Regions from separate parts of the Mus musculus genome. Here region 1 is linked to region 2. A link is a loop called in an ENCODE intact Hi-C map of the cell type or tissue named here. Cell type or tissue: heart. All regions are shown on one strand. Links, peaks and the distances in the headings refer to the core of each region. The heading gives the core; the rest is flanking DNA. Region 1 holds the start of Cox7c (cytochrome c oxidase subunit 7C). Region 2 holds the start of Ccnh (cyclin H).

Region 1 (8,938 bases), core at 2,642-7,641, 860 kb after region 2:
AGAAAAATTCAGTTAAATTAACTAGTGAGTAAAGCAAAATAGATATGCATTTTTGCTAATATTCCAAAGTTACAGGATTAGAAAGACAGGGTACTATGGTATGATGCTGTCACAAGGTAAAGGGAACTTCTATTTCTAACTTTTACAAAGGGGTCCAATAAGTGAATATGGTCTATCAAAATGAAAGAGTAGCAAATCCTAAAAGCTGCGTAGTAAACAGAACCCACTTTGAAAGCCCAAGGCTATTTACCCGCCCTTGTTCAGAATCCTATTTACACAGAGAATGTTTAAGAGGTTTTTCCTATCTCTGATTTAGTCTGTTCTGCTTCCTTAGATGTAATAAGAGATACAGTTACTTTAAGTTGGAAATGGCCTTGGGGATCTATTTACCACATTCTGTGTTGCAGAAATAGAGATGTAGAGAAGCTTATCTTTTACAATGTGTTTTTTGCTCCCTCCATATATTTAATAAAGAGCTCTGCTCACTACTGTCTCTCAGGGACCTAGGCTGGTTGGGGCCTAATTCCTGAATCAGGAAGCTGAATAGTGCATTGCCTTTCAACAGCCTGTATTTAAATACCAGTTTTGTTCTTATTTTTCCTTTGCCAAAACAAAGGTAGAGTTTGCTTCTCCCATATTTATACGAAGTCCTATGGACCTGTAAGTCAGGGAACGATCAGGTTGCTTGTATTCATATTTAAATATGAACTCAAGTCTATCCCAAATCAGCTTTGTCTTATTCTAAAAATCCTTCACTTTATTAACATAGATTGCAGGTTTTTCTTCCTTTTTTTACATAAATTATGAGAACAAATGATCATTTGCTAATATACCAAAATTTTAAGATTTTGATGTGGTGACAGCTAACATCTTAAGAAATTCAGTTATGAGAATACCCAAGGCACTCATTTTAATTTTAAAATTTTGTATACATGTATATACAGTGTGGATACATATACAAAGGTCACAGGACATTTGGTGTCTTCCATTGCACTCTTGGCTCTTTGCTTTGAGAGTACTCTACCATGTCTTTTGGTTGGCCTGGTTAATCAGAGAGCCTCAGTGATGCCCTGGTGTCTTAAGCTCTAGTTTCTTTTCTTAGAATAATATAAATCTGTCTTTAGTCTGCCAAAAACATAAATCAGTATTTTCCCATTATCAGTGAAGTTTGGGCAAAGAAATTGAATAAACCATGCACTCCTTGAGAATTACATTTTGGTACAAATCCTACCTTTGTGTTCCCACATTTGAATTATTTCAATATATTCATATTTGGGAGACCCTAGTTCAGTTTTAGGGGACATTTTTACTTATTGTACACTGAAACATGCAAGCTGTGAATTTGACTTTTACGGGAATATCACCTCTGGTTCTGAATCTCGTAAGATGTTCATTCACTACTTACTAGATTACAGATGAAATACATGAACAAGCCTCTTTAATCTCAAAAGATGACAAATTTGTATGGAAAACCTGCATATTGAAATGAATTTTAATGCCTGGTTAATTATAAAACTTTTGATAGAGTTGGAGACAATGTCCAGTGTTTTGGATTATGAAAGGCCTCAATAGAGACAATCTAAAGATGATATCTGAATGAATACATGACAAGATATGAGTGTGAGGTTGAAATTACTTAGATGTGACTATATACCACTGTTCATACTGGAGTTTTACTGGAGGATAGAGTATTTGAAAGTGCACTATATCCCATTAAGACATGTTAAGGCTTAAATATGAACTATAGCTCAGACAGGCAGGTGTTTGTTGTAAATACCCCTTGAACAACAGTTCTAGGACCATCATCAGTACATTCATTTAGTTGTCTATACCGTCAGTTTTCTATACTCAAATCCCAGAAAAGTTTTCATTTTTGCATATGGATGAATGCAGGTGTCAAGACCTTGAGATGTCTTTAACAGAACTTGAGATTAAAAGATAAAATGTAAGCTGGCTTCCCCATGTGCTTAAGAGGTCTATTCTCTGGCCAGTATTCTTCCCTCCATGGCTTTGAATGGATTCTGGGAATCTCTTGATTGCGTGCCAGCCCACACATTTTATCATTATCACAAGCAAGTAGTCTTCATACTCATAAATTTTAAAAGAAATATGAAGAGGCCCTTGCTAATATGGAGTTTGGTCTGTATATTTTAGCCATACGTGCCTTTATGTCAAACCCACATTCCTTCTATTCTTCCAGACTACCTGCCCAGCTTAATGCCTGTGCTATGGAGCCTTGAGAACTGCAAAAGGTCTATTTACTTGTTTCTAAGGAAATGCATTTATTTTTTCTGAAGTCAACTTAATTATTAAAACCATTTTTAGTAGCAATTATACTAACAACAAGCCTATGTGAACTTAATAATGATAAGTTACTGACTATACCCTATGATCCCTCTTGGGTAAGTTATTTTTTTTCAAATATAGCTGTAAATGCTATTATACACTTTGGAGGCTAGACAGTGATTGCACTATGCATTAAGCTTGTATCACATCAGCTAAAGTCTTTAACTGTTCAAGCCATGAATCCTTTCAGTTATGTATGAATTCTTTCTTGCAATTGTCCTGTAGGCATACTAAGTGTTCAATCATTTTAAGAATGCAGCAATCTATTTTCACATACTTACTGTTTTTATTTTAAATACTATTATGGTTCAAAAACAGTGATAACACCCTTTCATCAAAACCTCTGGTATTTTTTTCTATTTTTCCACCATTGGTGGTATTCCAAGAGTGACACTAGGGTCTAGCATATTCAGTTGCTACCTTTCCCTGCCAACAAGTAATCCTTAGAAAGTCTACTATGGCATTTCAAGTGTTAAGTAGTGTTTCATTGCTAACAAATACTCACTGAGAGAATTACTAATGGGAACTTTCACTTACCTCCCATATACGATACTCCTGAAAAAATATTTGTCCTATATGCTGTTATATTCCCTTGGAATTATTTTAATACTGTTCTAAGGAAGACTTATTGGTTAGCAGTACTCTCAAATACAAAACCTTCAATTTTAGGTTATAAATCTAGAAAGAAAATAGTCAAAGTACCCAATTCACTAGAACTTATTGATTCTTCACATGATTAATCACTGAGAAACCTATCTCCAAAGGCTACTTTTAAATTTAAGTTAGGATGAGTATGTATATTCAAATTGTTACTACATGTTCCCAATTTAAAAAACAAGTTAATGACACCCAGTAATTTAAGATTATAATAAAGTCTAAATCATATGCAACTGTGTTTTATGCATATGCATTCTCATTTGGGACATGTGTGAGCTTGCAAATAGAAATCCAACGTTACCTCAGGTATCTTCCTCTACTGCCTTCTAAAGCAAAGTCTTTTGTTGAACCCAGAGTTCAGTGTTAATCCTAGTTAGCTTAGCAAACCAGCTTGACCAGAGATTTTATGCCTCTTGGGTGTTGGGATCAAAAGCAGGCTATTTTGCTTGCCAGCTCTTGATCAGGGTACTCAAGGATATCAAAGCAGGCCTTATAAGCAGGTCCTGAAAGCATGTCATGCACTGACCCGTCACCCCAACTCTCATATATAGTTCTCATCAAACAAAAGTAATAACTATCACATTCCTTATTGCAGAGACGAGGCATTGAATCTTTATGTCATTAGTTTATTTACAATTTTTTCTAGTATAAGAGTTCAAGAGTTTAATCCAATTTTCAGATCATCTCTTAAACTTTCTTCATTCTGCAAAATAAAAACAAAATGGCATTAGAAGCCCGACTTTACAAGTTACAGCAATTTCATATCATCTATCAATTTGATGATACATCAGAAAGCGTTTACAGTATCATTTTATTCATACTGATTTGCTTCATCACATGTACCAAAATTTTCATGAATTATGCTAAATAAACACATATGTATATGAAGGGATCTAGGCTACCACTATGCAACATGTCTATGGAGAAACTTATTAAGTTTTTCAACCTCAGCAGACCAACTGATATACCAACTTTAATACCATAAAATAGATAACTAGGAGTGGTAGAAATGAAAAGAACACTGGAACATTTCAGGGTTTCTTTCCCATCAACTTTGTAGATGTCAATACCATTTGGTAATGTCAAAGGTTGGCTATCCTTAGTGCACTTTTGTCGCTGAAGATTCAATTATTTCTGTAGAAGACACAACACTGATTTATGAAGTGTGATTCATAGAACAAGATTATCCTCTGTAGGAACCCTACACTAGTGCTACTAGCTATTGAAACTCAATCAATTATCTCTGTGTCTTCAATGGGGTTTTAATACTACTTATCTTAGAGGTGTGTTGCATAATATATATTCAGATTATTGGGGTCAAGGAGTACTTGTAAAATACTGACCTTTACTGATCAATACTTTATTTTTTTAATAGGTTTTCCAAATTGCCTCTACCAATATGACATTTACACTTAACCTTAAGGAATCTGGAGACAACTATCTACTTGCATGTTGTGGAAGAGTGTATAGGGTATAGAACAGAAATTACTGTTTTAGGAAAATTAGAAGCTTACTAATTACCTGTTAAAGGGATGAATTAAATATCCTTATTTTTTAAGTAGCTGGTGTCTTACTATAAAGAAAGGTGCGGCAAACCCAGATCCAAAGTACACGGTCATCATAGCCAGCAACCGCCACTTGTTTTCCACTGAAAATGGCAAATTCTGTTGAGAAAGAGAGAACACGGCAAAAAACATTCGTTCAAAGCATCTGAACTTGCTCTAATAAAAGGGTCGGGAGCAACCACGTATTTTATAATCAGCTGCATTCGACAGAACATTTTCATTTTAATTTAACACGCAGGTTTTCTGAATACCAGTTGGTAGGCCCTATTAAGTGTAAGGGTCTTTTTGGTTTTAATATTTGAAAAAAAAATTACTCTCCGAAGTAGTAACTTTTAGAAACAAACACATCATTCTCGTCCGTTGTTATTCGAATTTTCAGTATCAATCACAGTACAATTTTCTCTTTTTCCTATTCCACATCCTCTCTCTTCCCTTTACCAGGCTTCACCTAACAATTCCGGGGCAGTCACCACTAAGTACTCCGTTTACTTACACTGGGGGCTAAACCGGGCCTAACCGAGGATCGCCGCTTCAAACGTGGCTTGCTGGTTTAAAGCGCTAATAACCAGCCACAGGCCCTCTTCTTTTGTTTCCAATGACCTTCAATCTCCGACGCCGCCCAGCTCCCACCGAACCTTCCAGGCCTCGCTCTGCGGCTGACAGGCGGCGTGGAGGCAGCGGCTAGGCGCCGTGCTTCCCAGTTCTCCCCGGGGTGTGGACTGAGGGGCCTGAGTGTCTCCCCGAGCTCCTGGACAGTCACTTCCCTCCCCACACGCTCCAGGCCGGCCGCCGAGCGTCACCTTGCCCCTAGGCAGCCGAGCCTCACTCACCTTCCCCGGACCCTCCTCATAGTGGCTGCGACGGACCACGGAGGTCGTGAACCTCCGGATACTCTGGCCCAACATGTCGCTGCTGGAAGTTCTGCGAGGGCCGCAGACACGGAAGGCGGAAGAAATGGCCGTACCACCTAACTCCCCTTTCTACACGACCTTGCTCGGCAGAGCGCGAAGACCGAAAGGGAAGATGGGAGTTACAACAGGAACTTCCTGAAACGTACTCAACCGGCGGGCTCTGAGGTTTGTGGGCTTTGTAGTTTAGATAATACCGGGCGCCATATCGGCTCCGATGGATTGTGGGAAATGTAGTCTGGCTCTAGAATGAGCGCGCACCAGCACCAAGTGATAACTTACCTTTAGTGATTCAATGGGACCTGAGCTGTCCTATGAGTTCAGATCTAGGATTCTTGGGATTTGTTTCCAGAAACAATTTATTGAAGAAACTAAAGCTGCTTTAACATGTGTGTTCAAGTTAATGGAACAAGAAATAAAATTATTTTCTTGTGAGTATATCAGTCATTTTGATTATGGTTCTTTGCCAAGGTTGAAAGATGTGCATTATAGTCCTGTCTGAGGGAACACAAGCAACTGATCAAACAGTATGTAGCACAAAGGATGCCGTAGTGAAAACTGGACTGAAGTGCTAAGACCTGGTTTTTTTGAAGGTATAGAAATTGGATATAAGAGGACATACAGATAGAAACTCCTATGCGCAGCATGATTAGGTTGGAGAAGACACAAGAACCTTCTGACTTCTGGAGATTCCCTGGATTAGGAATTGGTTTATTCCTGCTGAACATAACAGTTTCATGGAGCATCAACATTAGCCAAGGCTACTAGACACTCGTAGATTATTGTTTTTTTTTTAAATTGGATAATTTCTTTATTTGCATTTCAAATGTTATTCCCTTTACCAATCCCCCCCCAAACTCCCTATCCCATCCCACCTTTTGTGAGAATATCGTTTGAAAAGGGGGTCACTGTGTGTATCTCTAAATATATAAATATAACCTTTTCAGTCTGTATAATATTACTTATGTATGTAACAATACCGGATGAAATGAAGAAACCATGAATTTGAAAGAGAACACAAGGCAGGGTACATGAAAGGGGTTGGAGGGAGAAAAGAGAAATGGAGAAATGCTGTAATCATATTATAATTAAAAATTATAATTTTTAGAAGAACACCACATAGACTTGTTAAATTAAGATTAGTCTAAATATGGTTCATATTTGATGATAAAATTTGGCTGAAACTATATCCTAAGAGATGTGTAAAAATATTTCATTCAAGCTACTAAGGCTCAGAAAGTAACAGGAGTTAAGCAAATCACAGGACTACATTCTGTCATCTAGCTCTCAGTCTGTCAGTCTGTTGGTTTGTCTATCTATCTATCTATCTATCTATCTATCTATCTATCTATCTATCATCTATCTGTCATCTACATATTTATGAATCTGCCTGTTAAACATAGTTGCAAATTCTATCACAAGTGTAGGCCATCCTTACCTAATCTAGATGACTCTCTTGGACTCTCTGTGAGTATTGTCATTAAAAGAGTAAGGCAGAAAGTATCAGTGTGCCATTGTCTTGCCCATATATAACAGTAAGAGAGATGAAAGGAGGTGGGGAGGGAGATTAGTTCCTCTCCTAACTTTTGGAGTGGGGGGTATGGGGAGAGAGAGGGGGGGAGAGAGAGAGAGAGAGAGAGAGAGAGAGAGAGAGAGAGAGAGAGAGAGAGAGAGAGAGAGAGAGAATTTCATTTTTAAAATATTTTTATTAGATATTTTCTTCATTTACATTTCAAATGCTATCCCGAAAGTCTCCTATACTCTACCCCCTGCCCTGCTCCCCTACCCACCCACTCCCACTTCTTGGCCCTGGTGTTCCCCTGTACTGGGGCATATAAAGTTTGCAAGACCAAGGGGCCAAGATATTTTATTTTATCCATTTTATCTGATGGTTTGCCTTTGTGTATGCATGCATTAAAACTTGATTCTTTGACAGGAGTAGCAAGCACTCTTAAACTTTCTCTTCAGTCCCCTCTTAAATTTTTAGAAGAGATTTGTTCTGTCCTTTTTCATATTAAAAGATTTGTAACAATACTTATGTTTATTCTATTAGAATTCTATACATGTATACAATTTATTTTGATGTCTATGCCCTCCCTCCAACTCTCTTTGTACATCCTACAATGTGTGCCCCTCCCAACTTTATGCCTTCTTTGTTTAAGATATCTCACTGAGTACATTTAGTATTGCTCACATGGAAGTGTAAATGGGTTTTTAGCCATCTACTTGGCAAAGAAACCCACCAATGGTGACACGTTCTAGGGAAAATTGACCCTTCTTCCGCCAGTAGCCATCAACTGTTAATTGCTCCTCAGAGCTAGGTTTTGTGACTGGACCACCACCCCTATGCTAGATTTTGACTAGTTTAATCTTTTCTCAGGTATGTGCAAATAACCTTATCTACTGTGAATATGCAAGTGCAGTGGTAATGCTATGCCCAGAAGAAAACATTTCAAAGTACTCCTCCCCATCCTCCTGTTCTTACATTCTTTCCACCCTGTCTTCCTTGATGTTCCCTGAGGCTTGGAGGAGAAGGTCGTGTAAAGGTTCCATTTAGGCCTGAACATTCATGCTTGTTCTCTGTGTTTTGAATTGTTATAAATCTGTACTGACTAGTGCCTACTGCAGAAAGACTTATTTCACCAAGGCTGACAGCAGCACATATCTATTTGTATAAAAACAAATATTCAGAAGAGAGTTCAACAGCATTGCTATTTAGCAAAAGTAACAACAGCAGTCCCCTGTCATCCATCTCTAGGGCCTATAGTCTCCAGACTATAAATAGGGAGTACTTTTTTATTCTTAATTCTACCTTTTAGTCTACTATAAATAATGTTACCTGTAGACTTAACTATCATTGATTCTAATTTACATCAGTGAATCTTCTCTGTGATTCACACAGGCCAATGGCTAGAATTAGCTCAGAACTGAAGCAGATCTAGCATAGTTACACAAATTATTTTCATAAGAATTGTGGAGTAGCCTTCTTGGGACCTCTGTCCCTGGGAAAGGATGGCAGAAATTGGAATGTACCAGTGTCCTTTCCAGATGTGACAATATCGAGAACTGTCTTTCTTACCTCTTAAAACCCTAAGTTCTTCCTCTACTTAAAAGCCTCCTGGGAAGTTCCTTAGAGTCCACAAAAGGGGAGGACATTCATGGAATATGCAAATAATTGTAACCATCTTGTCCCCAGAGCTCAGACCCACTACCAGCTTGACCAGCAGTACCTGGCACGGAAAAGCCTCTTCCAAAAATTTTAGGCATAAATATGTGATCTATACTAATATGGTTATGCTTGCAAACAAGTAACAGTTATGGGGGATATTTAGAGTTAATAAATTATTACCTAGGTCTAACAATTACTTGAGACTTCATCAAGCAATTGATGGGAACAGATGGAGAGTACCAAAGACAAACACTAGGTTGAACTTCAGAGACCTGTGAAGGAGGCGAATGAAG
Region 2 (8,938 bases), core at 2,018-7,017:
TGACACAAACCTCTCAGGCCGGGCAGACCCCCGTGCTCTCCAAGGAGACCTCTTTTACAGCTCTTTTAGAGTAAAGGTCTTTTAGATGATAGTCAACGAAACAACTGTGCTCATTTATTTGTGGTGAATCAAGGGCTATAAAAATGAACCTCGGCAAGTGAAACAGGTTTTTTTTTAGGGTGAAGTTTCATTGACTGGAGTTTAAGGTTCTTAGGATACCTCATTTGCATAGAGAAGCATTCCAGAAAGTTGAACCTGTAATTTCAGCCAACGATTATGTGATATTCCTCAGGTAGAAGATGGGGGTCAGGCTCACCAGATCAGGCAGAGAAGAAGAAGCCCCACTAAGAAAAGGGAATCCTCCATTTTGCTCCGGGCTCGGGAAAGCTGTGAGGACATGATAGACTACATACAGCCTTAGTAGCTAAGTGCAACAGGGTAGGTTTCCAAATGGAAGATTTGGTGGGCAAATTAGACAGGGTTACAGACACCAAACATCATAATAAGTTAGGCCTAACGACCTCTTGAAATGAAGATGTGGTGGCAAGGTTTACCCTTCATTTTAAATAGTCAAAAAAAAAAAAAAAAAAGGGTAACAGTTTTGGGCTATCATACAAAATGAAAGATACTTCCATTTATTTTTTATTAATTACCATATTTTATTATAGTCGTGGAGTCTGAACCCCGTATTTTCTGGGTTGGTCAAGTAAGTGGTCTGCCCCTCATACAGCCATATGTGCTCCATTTTCAGCCCCCCTTTCACTTATTTTGATGTAGAATCGTATGAAATTACCCAGGCTGACCTGAAGTTTTGTCCTCCTGGTTCAGCCTTCTGAGTAGTAGGCCTCATAGACTGTGCTACTTAGGCCCCTTTAGATCAAAGATAATTTCTTTACCTCTTTTCTTTCTTTTCCATTTATTTTGATGTATTTTGGAGAAAGTATTAGCTATAGACATCTCCTTGTTTTTTCTTAGTGGTAACTTAAAATATTGGGGGTAACAATGGAGGAGCTAGAGAAAGTACCCAAGGAGCTGAAGGGGTCTGTACCCCAATAGGTGGAACAACAATATGAACTAACCAGTACCCCCCCCAGAGCTCATGTCTCTAGCTGCATATGTAGCAGAAGATGGCCTAGTCTGCCAGCATTGGGAAGAAAGGCCCCTTGGTCTTGCAAACTTTATATGCCCCAGTACAGGGTAATGCCAGGGCCAAGAAGCAGGAGTGTGTGGGTAGGGGAGCAGGGTGGGGGAGGGTATAGGGGACTTTTGGGATAGCACTTGAAATGTAAATGAAGGAAATATCCAATAAAAAAATTGAAAAATATTGGGGGTAAAAGTAGAAAAGGATTTTAGAATCAATGTTAATTGTATGGTAGAAAAATAAAATTGTAATGGATTTATTGGTTTCACAATATAATTTGTAGGTCTATATTAAAAAATGTTAGAAACCAAATCAGTAGCTAAAGGAATATAGAATCACATCAAACTTTAAAGTACATATTATTTCTGTGAGCTTAAATGTAATTCACTTTCTTTTAAAAACTAAGATTTAGATAGGAGTGTCATGACTGACCTAAACTCATTATATCATGGCCTTTAACTCTTGATCCTCCTGCTTTCTTCCAATGTCCTTACATAGCAGAAGGTGTAGCCCAGATTAAAGGTGTGTACTACCAAGCCTGGATCTGGGACTTGCTTTGTTCCAGGCTGACCTTGAACACAGATTCCTTAGACATTCACCACCATTCCTGGCTTTGTTTATTTATTTTTCTTTAACTTCCTTTATTGTGTGTCACCAAAATCAGAAACTTTGTGTTGATGAAATAAAGGTGGTAAGTTAAGAAAATGTAATCAAGATTCAACTTAAAATACTCTAAATTGGAGATAAGAGGTTGGCCCAGTGGATTAAGCATTTGTCTTTCAACTGTGAGGACCAGAGTTAGGATACACAAAACTCAAGTGAAAACTAGTATGCTTGTTAGCCACCTGTAACCTTGCCCAACACTCTTAATGCAGAGATGGGGAGTATGTAGTCAGCCTAGCAGGAAATGCGGAACTTTGGTTTCATTGAAAGGTGATGCTTCAATTAATACAATGGAGAAAGATTGAAGAAGATACCTAACATCAACTTTGGACTTTTACATGCATGTGACACATGTATACATGCATACATACATGCACACATATACCATACACACACCGACATGCAAAAATTACTCCAAGTTATATAAGTAAAATTGATCCCTTATTCTTCTGGTCCCCTTTTCTTCCTTTCCTGTTGAGAAAACACAATCTTGAATTCTTTTAATTTTCTCCTTGTCCTAGGGTTTCTAGGATAAAACTTTAAGAAATGGGAAAATTTCCCCAAAGCAAGAAAAGAATTCCCAGCACTATGTGTGCTCTTGCAGATATCTTTTTTTCATTATTTGCATTTCAAATGTTTTCCCCTTTCCAGGTCTCCCCATTCGGAACCCACCTATCACATCCCCCCCTTCTCCTGTCTCTATAAAGGTGCTCTTCTACCCACCCACCCACCCACCCACTCCTGTCTTCTCATCCTCACATTCCCCTACATTGTGACAACCCAGATGTCCCTCAACAGAGGAATGAATATGGAAAATGTGGTACATTTACACAATGGAGTACTACTCAGATACTAAAAACGATGAGTTCATGAAATTCTTAGGCAAATGGATAGAACTTGAAAATATCATCCTGAGTGAGGTAACTCAGTCACAAAAGAACATACAAGGTATGTACTCACTGATAAGTGTATATTAGCCCAAAAGTTTAGAATAACCAAGATTCATTTCACAGACCATAGGAAGCCTAAGAAGAAGGAAGACCAAAATGTGGATGCTTCAGTGCTTCTTAGAAGGGTGAACAAATTACTCACAGAAGGAAATATGTAGACAAAGTGTGGAGAAAGACTGAAGGGAATGCCATCGAGATAGAGACTGACTGACTTGGGGATACATCACATATACAGCCAGCAAACCCAGCCCCTATTGTGAGTGCTGGGAAGTGCTTGCTGATGAAAGCCTGATATGGCTGTCTCCTGAGATGCTCTTCCAGAGGCAGATGCTTGCAGCCAACCACTGGACTTAGCTCAGGGGTCCCCTGTGGAGGAGTTGGAGAAAGGACTGAAGGAGCTGATGGGGGGTTGCAGCCCCATGGAGGGAGCAAGTGTCAACAGGCCAGACCTCCTGGAGCTCCTGGGGACTGGACCACCAACTAAAGAGTACACATTGATTGACCCACGGTGCTGGCCTCATATGTGGCAGAGGACGGTCTTGCAGGTAACTTTAGTGAAGTACATAAAACCTTTCTTTGAAGACCAAGAGGCAATAAATGCTCTGTAAAGCCAGATCTTTGATTACAACTCTTGGATTACAAGTTATATTGGTGCTCAAAAAACTTAGTCTGTCTACAAATAGTACATAGCACAGTTTAAGAACTGCTGTACAAAGACATTTGTGTTTATTTTTTTAAAAAGCACTGAAAAATTTCCAGTTAATAATTTATGTCTTGGTGGTGTCCAATGAAACAGTAGTATCTTTGTCATTGAGCTGTTAATTTACTTGTTCCTTTTCTAGGAAGACTAGAATGCATTTTGTTTGAATAATCTCCAATTAGATGCAGCAAAATGTGGCCTAAAGATTATGTAAAGAGGGCATTGATGCATGGCTGTGTTTCCAGAATTTGAGAGGCTTAGGCAGGAGGATCATAAATTTGAAACCACCATGAACTAAATATGGATTTCTAGTATATAATGAGACAATAAGGAGCTGAGAAAGGCAGGAAAAATGAGAGGAAACTCTACTGCACAAATTATGGCAGTGGGGGGATTGCTTTGTGCTCTCCCTGTTGGTATCAGGACCTCTGAAACTCGTGACATCATGTAGGCGAGACCCACAGACCTGTTGCCAAGACAATAGCCACCATATTCCCAGAATCCATTGTGCTCACCTCCCACTTTTACCTATAACCACGTCACCATCCATATATATACATACATACATATATATGTGTGTGTGTGTGTGTATGTGTGGTTAAGAGCACTGACTGTGTCATCCATATGAACTGGGTTCAATTCCCAGCACCCACAGGGCAGTTCATAACTGTCTGAAACTCCCATTCCAAGGGATCTGAAGCTGTCACACAGATATACATTCAGGCAAAACACCAATGGGCATAAAATAAAAATAAAAAATAAAGAAATGAAGGCTTATGGTTCTTTGTGCCCAGGCGTCCTCTGGAACCTGGATCCCTGCGGCCACGCCCACTTTCTGACCCTCCTGGGTCACGCCCTTCAGACTCCTCCCCAAAGCCTGGGAGCCCCGAGGCTCCGCCCTCCCTCGTTGCGGAACACCTCCCACCGGCTCCGGAAACTCCAGAGCAGACGCTGGCACGTGACCGGGACGTCACGCACGCGTCCGCGGTCTGGGCGGGGGCGGGGGTTCGCGCGTTGGCCGTCGCTCGTGGTCGCTGTCTCTCGGAGTGTCGCTGTTTTTGTCGCGGCCCTGCGGCCCGTGAGGGCTACAGCATGTATCACAGCAGCAGCCAGAAACGGCACTGGACCTTCGCTAGCGAGGAGCAGCTGGCGCGCCTGCGGGCGGACGCCAACCGCAAATTCAAGTGCAAAGCTGTGGCTAACGGGAAGGTGAGGTCCCCGCGAGCCAGCCCCTGTGCCCACCCTAAACCTGGGACCTCTCCTGAAGTCCCGCTTTGCCTGCAGGCTGGAAGCCTGTAGAGCGCTCGCCTGGCTGTGTCAGTGCAGACAGGGACTGACGCGACAGCCAAGTCCGGGGCTGGCGGTGGCAGAGGTCTGAGTGACATCCTGGGGACTGGCAAGAGCCTTGGAAGAGTGCGGACTTAGTGCGGGACTCGAACTGGTCACTTGTCCTGCAGGATGTCACGACAAATCATTCTCTGTAGATGGCAGGAGGGAGGGCACACACATAGGCTGGTGTCTAGTGGAAAGTCAGACTGGCAGGCAAGTGCCTGGAGTGCTGGTGGTCACTCATGGATGAAGCTGTACCTCTGCAGCAGTGGTTGAAGAACGTGCACAAGCAACTTTGTAAGCGGAAGTGTAAGGCGGTTGAAATTCTTGCCAAAACTGAAAGGAACTTTTCAAAGACTTGAAATGGGGGGATGATGGCTTGTTGGATCTGCTTTCCAGAAACAACCTTCACACAGAAGGTTGTACAAGGAAAGAAAATAGTTGACACAAGTAATGCGTGTTCTATGGGCCTCTATCCAGGTCTTCCTACAACTCTCCCATTCATTTCTGTGTACGGCCCTGGATAACTTTATAGTAGCTTCTACAAATTTCAGGCAAATAAAATTTGTACCAACAAAACAGGTAGACAATGAACTGAGTTATTTTAATTTTGGTGACATATGGATTTACTGCAAAAGCTACTTTGGGAGAGTTCCAACCCATGAAAATATGTATTTTTTTTTTAATTTACAAATAATGGTATCAAACCTGGGAGTGAATTGACACATACTCTGTCATGACTGTTTAAAAATGTCCAGCTGACAGTTTGAGAACTTGTAAAATGAAAGCCTAGATTCAGTTTATTGATTTTTGCTTATTCTTCTCCTAGATATTTTGCTTGATGCTTAGTAAACTTAACAAAGAGAGAAAGCTTCAGGTCTATTTTTTGTTGGTGGTATAAGTCCAATTTAAGCAGGACAGATAAGACGGTCTTACAATGAATTCACTGACCTTACATTGAAATGTCTGCTCTGTCTAAAGGTTCTTCCAAATGATCCAGTGTTTCTGGAGCCTCATGAAGAATTGACACTTTGCAAGTACTATGAAAAAAGATTATTGGAATTCTGTTCAGTGTTTAAACCAGCTATGCCACGGTCTGTTGTGGTAAGTGATGGGAGAGAAGAATATGCTTGTTAGCTGGCTTGAGAGAATTGAACTAGACTTTTCCCTTCTTTTTCCTCCATAATTTTTTTTTCACATTATATCCCAATAGCACACCACCTCTTCTCATTCCTGCCGTTTGCAAATTCTTCTGACCAATACTCCCTTCCCTTCTCAGAGAAGGGGAAGCCCCTCCTCCTTTGGGTACCACCCTGCCTTGTGACATCTAGCCCCAGAAGGACTAAGCATCTCTACCACTGAGGCCCAACAAGTCATTCTGGTTGGGAAAGGGGATCCAATGGCAAGCAACAGAGTCAGAGACAGCCCCTGTTCCAGATGTTAGGGGACCCATATGAAGACCAAGCTGCACATGTGGTACAAATGTGGAGGGTTGGGGAGCTAGATCCAGCCCTCTTTGGTGGTTCAGTCTCTGTGAGCCCCATGGGCCCAGATTAGTTGGCTCCGTAGACCCTCCTATGGAGTCCTTTACAACTCTGGCCTGCTCAATTCCACCACTCTTCCATAAAACTCCCCAAGCTCTTCTTGATGTCTGGCTCTGGGTCTCTGCAGCTGTTTCCATCTGTTGCTAGATGAGGCCTCTCAGGAGACAGTTATGCTAGGTTCCTATCTGCAAGAACAGCAGAGTATCAGTAATAGTGTCGGGTTGGCTCTTTCCCATGGAATGGGTCTCAAATTGAGCCAGTCATTGGTTGGCCTTTCACTTGAGGTTGCTTCCAGTTTCTGGCTATTATGAATAAAGCTGCTGTGAACACAGTTGAGCAAGTGTCCCTGTGGTATAGTGGTGCATCCTTTGGGTATATGCCGGGAAGTGGTATTGCTGGGTCTTAAGGTAGAACTAATCCTGATTTTCTGAAAATCTGCCAAACTGATATCCAAAGTGTTTGTACAAGTTTGCACTCTCACCAGCAAAGGAGGAGTGTTCCCTTTGCTCCACATCATCACCAGTATGTGGCTGGTGACTGTCACTTCAGTTTTGTTTGTTTGTTTGTTTGGTTTTGTTTTTTGGCGAGACAGGGTTTCTCTGTATAGCTGTGGCCGTCTTAGAACTCACTTTGTAGACCAGGCTGACCTCGAACTCAGAAATCGGCCTGCCTCTGCCTCCCAAGTGTTGGGATTAAAGGTGTGCACCACCACTGCCCGGCTCAGTTTTTGATCTTAGTCATTCTAATGGGTGTAAGAAGGAATCTCAGAATCTTTTTGATTTGCATTTCCCTGATGACTAAAGATGTTGAACATTTCTTTCAGTGCTTCTCCGCTATTTGAGATTTCTTTGTTGGGAATTCTCTGTTTAGCTCTATACCCCATTTTTAATTGGTTTAGTTGATTTTTTTCATGTCTAATTTTTGAGTTCTTTATATGTTTTGGATATTAGTCCTCTGTCGGACAATCCTGTACAATAAAAGAATTTCTGGAGGTATGACCCTCCCTGATTTCAAGCTATACTACAGAGCAATAGTAATAAAAACTGCATGGTATTAGAATAAAAACAGACAGGTTGATCAATGGAATAGAATCAAAGACCCAGAAATAAACCCACATACCTATGAACACTTGATATTTGACAAAAAAGCCAAAACCATGCAATGGGGGAAAAAAGCATCTTCCAACAAATGGTGCTGGTCTAAGTGGCTGTCTGCAAATAGACTCATATATATTACCCTGCACTAAACTCATGTGCAGATGGGGTAAAGAAAGTAGGGAACTGCTTGCACTCATTGGCACAGGAGACAAATTCCTGAGTTCCTTAGCTTAGGCATTATGATCAAAGGTTAATAAATGGGACTTCATGAAATAGGAAAGCTTTTGCATGGCTAAGGACACCATCAGTAGGAAAAAATGGAAGCCTACAGAAAGGAAAAAGATCTTTTATTCTTTACAAGTAGCAAAATGGTATTTACGTTAGAGTTATCTTTGAGGTTAAAGTAGTTCCTAACTGCAGACTAAATAGGACCCAAACTATTTGGCAGACTATAATAGAAAAAAAAAAATCTAGTAGTTTATTTCTTCTCACAGTGTGGCTCAATACAGGCCATCTCATCAGAAAATGGCTCTCTTGCCATGACTAGAATCCTAGACTCCTCCCCTCTGGTGACTCTTGGAGTGCCTAGCCTGGTAATCCTCTGCTTCTGGCTGGACTGGGCTGAAACTGAGGGGAAGGCGTAGTTGCTCCATGAATCTTGGGCTGAAAAGTGAGTCATTGCACTAACTTTGTTAGCCATACCAGACAAAAGCAAGACTGAAATGTGGCCTCTCTCCAGATGCTTAGTTCTCTGGATCAAGGTGTGAATCTTAATGTACGTTAGCCACCATAACATGCTTACATGAAAGTTGTATATGAATCAGTCACATTTTTTTAAATACTGGTATTTTCATACTTGTATCAGTATAATGAATGTGAGAAAAATTAATTTTGTAAAAATTTTAAAGGCCTAATTCATAGTTGCTATATTTTAAGAGGAAGGGCATCTCCTGGGTCACTTTATAGTGTGCTGTACAGGTTGTGACATTCCTTTCTTTTTCTGTTTGTTTGTTTTAGAGCTTTATTGTGGAAAGGCAGAGAGAGAGAGAGAAGGTAGAGAAGGAGAGGCTGCCCATGGCCATGAGGAGAAGGGAGGGGATAGAGGTAGCAAGAGGGCTGGAAAAGCAAGAGAAGCAGGAGAGGCGAGAGCTTAAGCGACATCCGCATTTTTCTTCCCATATTCTTTACAGTGGAATTGAGATTAGAATATAAACTAGTGACTTTTCAACTCTGCTAAACTCAGTTCTGGTTTGAAATGCTCATTGATTTATGTTCCAGCTGCTACTCTTGCCCTAAGAGGTTTTAAAACTTTGATTAGAGGATAATAGAGGTGACATTGTTATTGATTTCTTGGTAGCTTTGTTTATTTTGTTTTCTTGTGTCTGTCCTCTAAGAGTCATGTTGGCCTTGAGTTTATTATATTCCAGAGGATGAACTTGAACTCCTGGTCCTATTGCTTAAACCTCACTGGGATTGTAGGCACTACACATCTGGTTCTACTTAGTACCCAGGAT

What was found. A loop is a pair of places that touch in the nucleus more often than their neighbours do. Peaks named below come from ENCODE experiments on the same cell type or tissue, not always from the same donor. Only the 100,000 strongest peaks of a DNase experiment are listed, where the experiment ranks them.
Region 1: it touches region 2 in a loop (8-fold over the local background); 7 of 42 quality-filtered maps call a loop at or near these places.

What each region holds. Positions count from the first base shown.
Region 1 is chr13:86,041,203-86,050,140 of GRCm38, forward strand. It overlaps Cox7c (cytochrome c oxidase subunit 7C), which reads right to left and starts at 5,593. Exons shown (of 3, transcript NM_007749.3): 1 at 5,399-5,593; 2 at 4,525-4,667; 3 at 3,596-3,706. The coding sequence starts at 5,473. The coding sequence ends at 4,551. It overlaps Gm22574 (a small nucleolar RNA gene), which reads right to left and starts at 3,846; the gene lies at 3,787-3,846. In heart, for the core only: no CTCF peak of the experiment used is centred there; a DNase peak (open chromatin) is centred at 5,629; H3K4me3 peaks cover 1,953 bases; H3K27ac peaks cover 1,398 bases.
Region 2 is chr13:85,184,990-85,193,927 of GRCm38, forward strand. It overlaps Ccnh (cyclin H), which reads left to right and starts at 4,396. Exons shown (of 9, transcript NM_023243.6): 1 at 4,396-4,663; 2 at 5,765-5,887. The coding sequence starts at 4,547. In heart, for the core only: a CTCF peak has its summit at 4,504; a DNase peak (open chromatin) is centred at 4,382; H3K4me3 peaks cover 1,528 bases; H3K27ac peaks cover 1,131 bases.